3 separate regions of the Homo sapiens genome follow, and regions 2 and 3 are each linked to region 1. Evidence: chromatin contacts called from ENCODE Hi-C data. All regions are on one chromosome and are shown on one strand. The core of a region is the stretch at or near the end of the contact, and the rest is flanking DNA. Distances in the headings are between cores, read along the strand shown. Region 1 holds the start of YEATS2 (YEATS domain containing 2). Region 2 holds the start of POLR2H (RNA polymerase II, I and III subunit H). Region 3 holds the start of EIF4G1 (eukaryotic translation initiation factor 4 gamma 1).

Evidence for each region. Hi-C counts contacts between places; a loop is a spot of excess contacts on that map. Pooled maps may share reads with other maps.
Region 2: a loop to region 1 is called in a pooled map, with 11 times the contacts of the local background. The contact joins the promoter of POLR2H here to the promoter of YEATS2 in region 1. A Hi-C loop is called at or near these places in 1 of 37 single-sample maps with no recorded cell type and 10 of 50 pooled maps.
Region 3: a loop to region 1 is called in a map of naive thymus-derived CD4-positive, alpha-beta T cell, with 9 times the contacts of the local background. The contact joins the promoter of EIF4G1 here to the promoter of YEATS2 in region 1. A Hi-C loop is called at or near these places in 2 of 168 maps with a recorded cell type or tissue (naive thymus-derived CD4-positive, alpha-beta T cell and posterior cingulate gyrus) and 8 of 50 pooled maps.

Annotation. Positions count from the first base shown.
Region 1 is chr3:183,696,267-183,699,174 of GRCh38, forward strand. YEATS2 (YEATS domain containing 2) reads left to right here and starts at 1,531. Exons shown (of 31, transcript NM_018023.5): 1 at 1,531-1,727. RefSeq lists a silencer at 1,436-1,905.
Region 2 is chr3:184,360,257-184,363,164 of GRCh38, forward strand. It overlaps POLR2H (RNA polymerase II, I and III subunit H), which reads left to right and starts at 1,454. Exons shown (of 6, transcript NM_006232.5): 1 at 1,454-1,890; 2 at 2,617-2,908. CLCN2 (chloride voltage-gated channel 2) reads right to left here and starts at 1,349. Exons shown (of 24, transcript NM_004366.6): 1 at 1,161-1,349. The coding sequence starts at 1,223. LOC124906311 (a long non-coding RNA gene) reads left to right here and starts at 71. Exons shown (of 3, transcript XR_007096193.1): 1 at 71-501; 2 at 608-694; 3 at 963-1,055. RefSeq lists an enhancer at 1-6 and silencers at 1,124-1,713, 2,274-2,543, 2,614-2,883.
Region 3 is chr3:184,313,088-184,315,995 of GRCh38, forward strand. It overlaps EIF4G1 (eukaryotic translation initiation factor 4 gamma 1), which reads left to right and starts at 1,519. Exons shown (of 33, transcript NM_198241.3): 1 at 1,519-1,587; 2 at 2,402-2,458; 3 at 2,676-2,769. The coding sequence starts at 2,710. RefSeq lists enhancers at 942-1,442, 2,167-2,788 and silencers at 1,270-1,599, 1,620-2,329.

The sequences.
Region 1 (2,908 bases), core at 281-2,780:
GCTTTCCACCTCACTGTTAAACCCTAAGAGTAGGGGAACACCAACACACTCATCCTGACCTGTGACCTCACCCCCTTCTCCATGAAATTTGTTTATCTCCCCAGTTCCTATTATCTCTTGAGTCTTAGCTTAAGGTTCAAGGAAGCCTTTCTTAGTTTTTTTTTTTTTTGAGATGGAGTTTCACTTTTGTTGCCCATGTTGGAGTGCAATGGCTCACTGCAACCTCCACCTCCCGAGTTCAAGTGACTGTCCTGCCTCAGCTTCCCAAGTAGTTAGGATTACAGGCATGCCCAAATACACCTGGCTAATTTTTGTATTTTTAGTAGAGACGGGGTTTCACCATGTTGGCCAGGTTGGTCTTGAACTCCTGACCTCAGGTGATCCGCCCGCCTCAGCCTCCCAAAGTGCTGGGATTACAGGCATGAGCCACCGTGCCCAGCCAGGAGGATCTCTCGAGCCCGGAAGTGTGAGACTAGCTGTGGTGATAGTGAGACCTGTCTAAAAAAACCAAAATTAGCCTGGGGGTGGTGGTTCACGCCTGTAATCCCAGCACTTTGGGAGGCTGAGGCGGGTGGATCACCTAAGGTCAGGAGTTCGAGAGCAGCCTGGCCAACATGGTGAAACCCTGTCTCTACTAAAAATACAAAAATCAGCCAGGCGTGGTGGCGCGCGCCTTGTAATCCCAGCTACTTGGGAGGCTGAGGCAGGAGAATCGCTTGAACCCGGGAGGCGGAGGCTGCAGTGAGCCAAGATCATGCCACTGCACTCCAGCCTGGCAACAGAGGGAGACTCTATCTCAAAAAAAAAAAAAAACACAAAAAACAAAACACCACTTATATTTATTATGCGTTGATAAAAACATTAAATACATTAAAAATTTGGTAACATGTATGTAAAGTATAAAAAAAAAAGTGAACTTCCTAAACCCACCACTCAGCTCCAGTAGTAAATCGTTATACAGTGAGAAGGGATTGAAGGGGAACAGAAGTTCCCCAAGACCAGTTGGGAGGCTATTCATAGTCTTGGGCAGAGAGATTACAGGGTCTTGGGTAGGGTGGTAGAGTTACAACGAAAGAGAATGTTGGCCTCAAGTGATATTTAGGTGGAAAACTGGACTTGGATTGTCACTAGCTAGTGTGACTGAGATAAGTCTCAAGCCTTCCCTGCCTCAGTTTCTTCATCTGTAAAATGGGCTAGAAATAACTACTGTTATTTTGTATACCCAGCACTTAGCACATGGGTTGGCACAAAGATGGCACACACAAACATCATAGTCACTATTGTGATTAATAGGGAAGCTCATACACGCCGGCAGAATGAATATTCTGTCAAACTTGGGGTTGAAATTCGCCATCTTCTGGGGCAGGAAAGTGATGGACGACTGTGCCTTTGCAAGAATCGACGCCCACACTGCCCAGGAAGTGCCCTCGCGGGCCGGGGTCCCAGCCCGGACCAGCCCCGCCCCGCCCCGCCCCGCCCTCATCCCTGGGAGCTCCGCCCCGAGGCCGCGCGCGCCGCCGCGCGCGCCCCGACGCGCCCAGCTGCTGACGTGCGGGGCGGAACGCGCCGGGCGGGCTCCACCGCGCCGTGTGCTTCCGCAGGTTGCGGGGGTCGCTGGGGCCTTGTGGCGGGGCAGCTCCGCGGGGCTTCGCCCGCTCTCTCACCTCGCCGTGCTCTCTCGCGGCGGCCGGCGGGGCCCGCGCTGCAGCCGGAGACCCGGAGAAAGGGTGAGTGTTGGCGGGCGCAGGAAGGGACCGGCCGGGAGCGCGCCCCGCTCTCCGGGGCATTGTTTGGGCGGGGGCGGCGCGGGCACGTGCGCGCCCCTCCCCCATCGGCAGGCAGCGCGGCAGCGGGACCCGGTGAGGCCCCGGGGCCGAGGGGAGGGCAGGGAGGATCCCAGGTGCGGGCCGGGGAGCCGCAGAAGCGGGAGCCTGGAATTGGAACGTGAGTTGGGGGCTTCCTCTTCAGCGGGGCGCTGCGCTGAGGGGATACGGGACCCCGAGCCACAGCGGCCGGAGCTTTTAGGATGTTAAGCTCTTGGCCTTGGAGGCAAGATTTGGCCCCAGCACCAGAAAGTCGTGGGTTTACCGAAAGGATCCTGGAATGCCCCTCCAACCTGTCGCCATCCCCACCGGGCCTCCCTGGGATGGAGGGGAGGGGTCAGAGAGGCTTTGGGGGTCCAGGGATGGGGCCGGGGCCAACGCGCCGGAGCTGCGGGCAGTGCGGGGCGGAGTGGAAGCCTCGGAAAGTGAGGACTCCTGCAGGAAAGGCTGGCTTGAAGGGCTGTGGCCAGACTGCAGAAGACAATGAGGTTTTCTCCATCATGAATGTGATTATGTTAAGAAATAGAAACCAGAGGAAGAGAAATGCCATCAGCAATCTTACAGGCCTGACACATCATTTTTTTTTAGTTTGATGTTGGCTAGTATTTTCATCTAAGCATTCAGCAGTTACAGAGTTGACCCACGTTTTCCATTCCCTTTTCTCGCTCACATGTAAAAAATGCGGTATAATATTATATAGAATTCAGCAATATCATTTCCCCTTTCTTAATGAGTAGAGGGTATTCAGCGTAGAAAAATTTAAAAATACAAGCAAAGCCAGAGAAAAATGCCCGCAGTTTTACGATCTAGAGATACTACCCTTGGATGTATATTCCTGTTTGTGTATACTCTTTAAAAGATAGGGCAGATGATGCCCTGATAAGGAGTTTAGTTTTTCCCGGGAAGCCTTTGAAGGTTTTGAGAAGGCGAGTAGCATGATCCGACTGCTATGTAGAGGAAGAGGGCTGGGGAGGAACCTACGAGGTCAGTTACTGTGCTCTTTGCAGTAGCTTGGACTAGGCCCGTGGCAGGGAGATGGGGAAGTATAAACAGATTTTTAAATGTTTTAAGGTAGAATGAACAAG
Region 2 (2,908 bases), core at 204-2,703, 660 kb after region 1:
GAGCAGGCTGGAGCACAGAGTGCCCGGGACAGAGCTCGACCCTGAGAGCTCATTCCAGAGACAGCTGGAAGGGACGGAGATGGAGAGGTGGCTGGTGTTAAGAGGCACCATTTCAGAGGCCAGGTGCCTGGCTTCCTTGACCATGCTCCTATCCTGGTCTGGGCAGATTGGCAAGTGTCTCCTACCCCATCCCAAGGGTTGGCCCCTCTACCCTTGCTCTACTCCCACCTCTCCCTGACATCCTGATTCATCCAGCTACTTTCTCCTAACTGGGCACCTCCCAGACTTATAGCCTCTCCTCTCCAAGACGTTCCCTCCCTGCCACCTTCCTGGGCAAATTCCAGCCCAAGCTGGTAAAAAGGAACCACGGGCCCCTTCCTTTCCCTAGGGCTTGGGTCTTCCACCCCAGTGACATGAGGAGGGTCACGTGGCTTCTCAAACACCAAGTAACAATGGGGGCGATAAGTCAGCTCAGAGCCCAGGACCCCTGCTTCTAATGAGGTCAGGGGACACACCCTGGGGTGGGTGGGGGCTGGATACCCCGCATCAGCATAGACAAAGGTCCCAATTCCCACACCCATTCCTGCTTCACCCACCCTCCCTAAAGCTCCTGTCCCCCAGAGTGGCAAGCCACCTTTTTCCAGAGTCAACTGAGGGGCTCCTGGAGCCAACGCTGGGTGTGGAGCCTCCAGAGGTAGGGTCTGGGGCTGACCATCTTTCTACACACTCGATTCTATGCTTAGCATGGTGCCATGCACATGGCAGGGACACAGAGAATGTCTTGGGTGGTGGAGATAGTGGCGTAGAGAAAGTTCAATGGTGTGAATGGTGCCGCGGAAGGGGCAGTGGGGTGCTGAGACTTGGGCCCAGGTGGTGAAGGGGAGGTGCAAAGAAAACGTGCATGTTGTGGGGTGAGGGGAAGGACACCTGAGACAAGTACCTGGTGTCCTTGTCCTCTGCAGGCCCTCAGCCTCAGCCAGAAACCAGCATGCAGTTTTCCATCCCTTCGGCCCTGCAGCCTCAGACTTCCAAGCCTCAGTTTCCCCAGCTCAAAATGCTAGGACAGGATTAGGGTAGGCCCCTGGTCCTCGCGCTTCCCAGGGTAACCTGGAGCAGGGGTCCCGGAGCGCACTCCTGGGGCTCAGCTCAGCTTCACTTACCAGGGTCTGCTCGTACTGCAGCGCCCGTGGCTCCATCCCTTCCTCCGCCGCCGCGGCCGCCATCTCCGCGCACTGCCCTCTCGCCTCCCTCGGCGGTTCCGGCTCTGTCCTGGACTCGGCTCCCGGCCCGCAAAGTCCGCGCCGGCAGCCGTCCCGTCCCCGCAGCCCGGGAGGCCGAGAGCAGAGTGCGGCGGGCCCCCGGCGGGCGCCGCTGGCGCAGCCTCCCGCTCGCGTCCCCTCCCCGGCGGGCGGGCCGAGGGCGGTGCCCTCTGCGCTGCTCCGCCCGCCGGCCCATCCGGAGGGGACGGCCCAGCCAGGCTGGGGTCCGCGCGGGGCCTCCCGAGAGGCGGCAAGGGGCGCTGGGAAGGCGCAAGCCCGCGCCGGCTCCCTGCGGATGCCCGGGTCGGAGAGGGGCGCCCGGGAGGGGCGGGTCTACTGGCACGTGGAGGGGCCGGCCCGGGTTCGCGGTTCCCCGTGCCCAGGCAGGAGGGGCTGCAGACGCCTGAGCTCCGTAGGGGTTGGGGCTGGGGGCTGCGGAGCTGTCTACATCGGACTCCTCCGGGTCAGCCCGTTAGGAGCCGCCTCCCCTCTGCCCCTCCGAAGAGACGAGCGGCCCAGACAGGCCTGGGAAGGCCCCTCTGCCCCGTCAGGGGTGAAAAGCAAAGCTGGAAGGATTCGGAGAGGGTTGGGGCCGTCTTCCTCATCCTTCCTTTTCTCGGGGCTCCCGTGGGTAGGTGCACTTGGAGCAACCGGGCCTGCGGGGTGTGCGGGGGTGGAGGTTGGGGAGGGCACCGGAAGGGGTAGGCCGGAGGGAAGGGAGCTCCAGGTGCCGGGAAGTCTACTCCTGGGACGCGGGCGTGGGTCGCTTCTCCCTGGCTGGGCCCAAGGAGGAACCCAAGTCGCTGCTTCCATCCCTCCGCTTTGGGGGAACTGCCTGCTGGTGTTCTGGGTTCTCTATCAGGGGCTGGGGAAGGATAGAACAGAGGGCGGAGCGCGCGCAGGGTGGATGGGCAGCGTAGAGATAGTGTGAGAGGAGCGAGGGCAGCGCCCAGGAAACGCACAAGTGTGCGGGAGAGCCAGCACCAGGAGTAAGGGGCATTTGGGAGGCAGAGGCGGGGCTCAGGGGGCGGGAGCAGTGCCCGGGAAGGGGGGGCCTTGTGATAGAAGCCAGCACTCAGGAGGAAGGGCCAGTGTGAGGGAAGAGCTGGTATCCAAGGGACAGGGCAGTGCCAGGCTGAAGGGGCACGGAGGGGATCCGTGTCCAGGAGAAGGCAGTGGAGGGGGAACGCGCAGCACTAAGCTGGAGGGGTAATGCCCGGGGGAGGGGGGTGGCGGGAGCCCGGCTGAAGGGGCGGTGTAGGGGAAGAGAGCAGGGCCTGGGGGGAAGAGGGAGGGCAGTGGTGGGAGGGTGCAGTACGAGAGGAGGGGACAATGCAGGCTTTCCTCTTCTCCATAGCGACGTCATGGCAAATTCCCAAACTGGACGGATCCGGCTCGGGTTACGTCCAGCAGGGCCGAGCCGGCCCAGGCCGGCCCCGGGGTCCTCGGTGCCGGCTGGAGGGGCTGGGCACCTCTGGGGCGGGGTTCTGCTCCACCTGCCCTCGGCGCGGACTGTGCCCTCGGCGGGCACGCGGACCGGCGGGGTAGGGCTAGGGCCCGGCTTCTCTGGGCCAAGGATCAAGGTCCCTGCCTGGGTTAGGCCCCCACGCATTCCAGTCTTCGGAACCCGGCCTCTGAAGAGGGCGCAG
Region 3 (2,908 bases), core at 269-2,768, 620 kb after region 1:
CTGGGACTACAGGCGCACGCCACCAGACCCGTCTAATTTTTTGTATTTTAGTAGAGATGGGGGTTTCACCATGTTGGCCAGGATGGTGACCCCGTGATCCGCCCTGACCCCGTGATCCGCCCGCCTCGGCCTTCCAAAGTGCTGGGATTACAGGCGTGAACCACCGCGCCCGGCCCATGATCCTTTTAAACGACAAATCTCATACTACTTGCCTAGTTAGAATGTTTCTAACTTTTTAAACGACAAATCTCATACTACTTGCCTAGTTAGAATGTTTCTATCCTTTTAATTTCCTTTGTTATAGGCCTTTCAAGGACCTAATCTAAATTCTTTTCAAAGCCTGCATAATTCGTGTTGTATCACGATTTACTTAGGCAGGACTGAGTCTTTAATTTCTTTTTTTCTTTCTTTTTTTTTTTTTTTGAGATGGAGTCTCACCCTGTCGCCAGGCTAGAGTGCAGTGGCGTAATTTCGGCTCACTGCAACCTCCGCCTCCCGGGTTCAAGCAATTCTCTGCCTCTGCCTACCGAGTAGCTAGGACTACAGGCGTGCGCCACCAGGCCCAGCTAATTTTTTGTATTTTAGTAGAGACGGGGTTTCACCATGTTGGCCAGGATGGTCTAGATCTCCTGACCCCGTGATCCGCCCGCCTCGGCCTCCCAAAGTGCTGGGATTACAGGCGTGAGCCACTGCGCCCGGCCCATGATCTTTTTAAACTACAAATCTCATACTACTTGCCTAATTAGAATGTTTCTATCCTTTTAATTTCCTTTGTTATTGGCCTTTCAATGACCTAATCTAAATTATTTTCAAAGCCTGCATAATTCGTATTGTATCACGATTTACTTAGGCAGGACGGAGTCTTTAATTTCTTTCTTTTTTTTTTTTGAGATGGAGTCTCGCCCTGTCGCCAGGCTAGGCTAGAGTGCAGTGGCACAATCTCCGCTCACTGCAACCTCTGCCTCCCGGGCTCAAACAATTCTCCTGCCTCAGCCTCCCAAGTAGCTGGGACTACGGGTGCGCCACCACGCCCGGCTAATTTTTGTATTTTTAGTAAAGACGGGGTTTCACCATGTTGGCCAGGATGGTCTCGATCTCTTGACCTCGTGATCCGCCCACCTCGGCCTCCCAAAGTACTGGGATTAAGGTGTGAGCCACCGCGCCCCGCTTATTTTTTTTTTTTTTTTGCCGAGACTTTGATTTCAGTTTCTCAGCCCTCAACCAGCACTTCGCCTTGTACTTAGCATGCACTCAATAAATGGTTGCTTAAAATATGAATGAACTAAAGAATCGCGGAACAGAGAGAAACACAGAGGGGAATCGGTCTGGGAGTTTCAAAGTTCGGGAGGGGACACGGGGGCGGGCTGTGGCTGTCACGTGACGGGGCGGGGGCAAATCCCATGTGCTCGGCGGCGCAGATCGCCCGGCGCGGCTCCGCCCCCTGCGCCGGTCACGTGGGGGCGCCGGCTGCGCCTGCGGAGAAGCGGTGGCCGCCGAGCGGGATCTGTGCGGGGAGCCGGAAATGGTTGTGGACTACGTCTGTGCGGCTGCGTGGGGCTCGGCCGCGCGGACTGAAGGAGACTGAAGGTAAAGCCGCCATGTCCGGGCCCGACCCGGCCCCCCCACCCCCTCCCCCCGCATCCGCCGCCATCCGGGCCGGGACCGGCCACCCTGCGCCGCCGCCCCGGCGCCCTGGCCCCGCGGCCCGACCCAGGGCCCCGGCCCGCCAGGGTCCCGATCCCCGGCCCACGTGTGCCTGGCCCGGCCGGGCCTGGCTGCTGGGTGGGGGTGGGGAGCGCAGGGCCGGACTATGCGGGCCCCGCGGGCTGGTAGGGCGCCGGGTTCGTCGCCGCGAAATGCCACCTCGGCCTGACCCGAGGAGGCCCGGCAGCCCACGGGCGCAGGCACCACGGCTCCCGGCCCGCCGCCCCCTCCCCCCTTCGCGGCCAGGCCGCCGGGAAGTGACACGTTGTTCTTTGGCACTGGCCCGCGCTGCGCAGGGAGGGCGCAGGGGAGGGAGGCGGTGGCGGCGGGCAGGGAGGAGCCCCCGGCCCCGCCCGCCCTCCGGGCCGACCCTCACTTGCCTGAAACCGGCTCCTCGACGGCCGCCGCCCGCCTGGCCTTTTAGGGCCTGACTCCCGCCCTTCCTGGCCTACACTCCTGGGCGGCGGCAGGCCTAGCTTCTGGCCCAGTGCGGGTTCCCCGGCGGCAGGCGTATCCTGTGTGCCCCTGGGCCAGGCCCGAACCCGGTGTCCCCGGGTGGGGGGTGGGGACGCCACGGCCGAAGCAGCTAGCTCCGTTCGTGATCCGGGAGCCTGGTGCCAGCGAGACCTGGAATTTCCGGTCTGGTTGGTCTGGGGCCCCGCGGAGCCAGGTTGATACCCTCACCTCCCAACCCCAGGCCCTCGGATGCCCAGAACCTGTAGGCCGCACCGTGGACTTGTTCTTAATCGAGGGGGTGAGTGAGGGGTCTGTTTCAGTAGGTCAGGGGTTGGTTGGAAGTGATGCGGGTTTGACAGCATGTTGGTGGGGACAGGCTGTATCTTTTCTGCTTCACCCTCTTGGCATCTCTGGGACTCCGTATGGGACCCAGCCCTTGCATCAACCCTTTCACCGCCCCATTTGCCTTAAGCTTGGGTCCCTTCCTCTTCCTGAGCGCCACTCTTTCCCAACAGGTGCTGGGGGGACCCTGATGTGGCACCAAATGAAATGAACAAAGCTCCACAGTCCACAGGCCCCCCACCCGCCCCATCCCCCGGACTCCCACAGGTAATTAGGGAGGAATTAGCAGGGGTGGGGGTGGGGGAGACCAGGCAGTCTCCAGCCTCTGGATCTTCCTACCCCCATCTGTGTCAGGGCAAAGTGCAGCCGCCTGCTGCCAAATTGAGACAGGGCCCCTGGGCTGTCC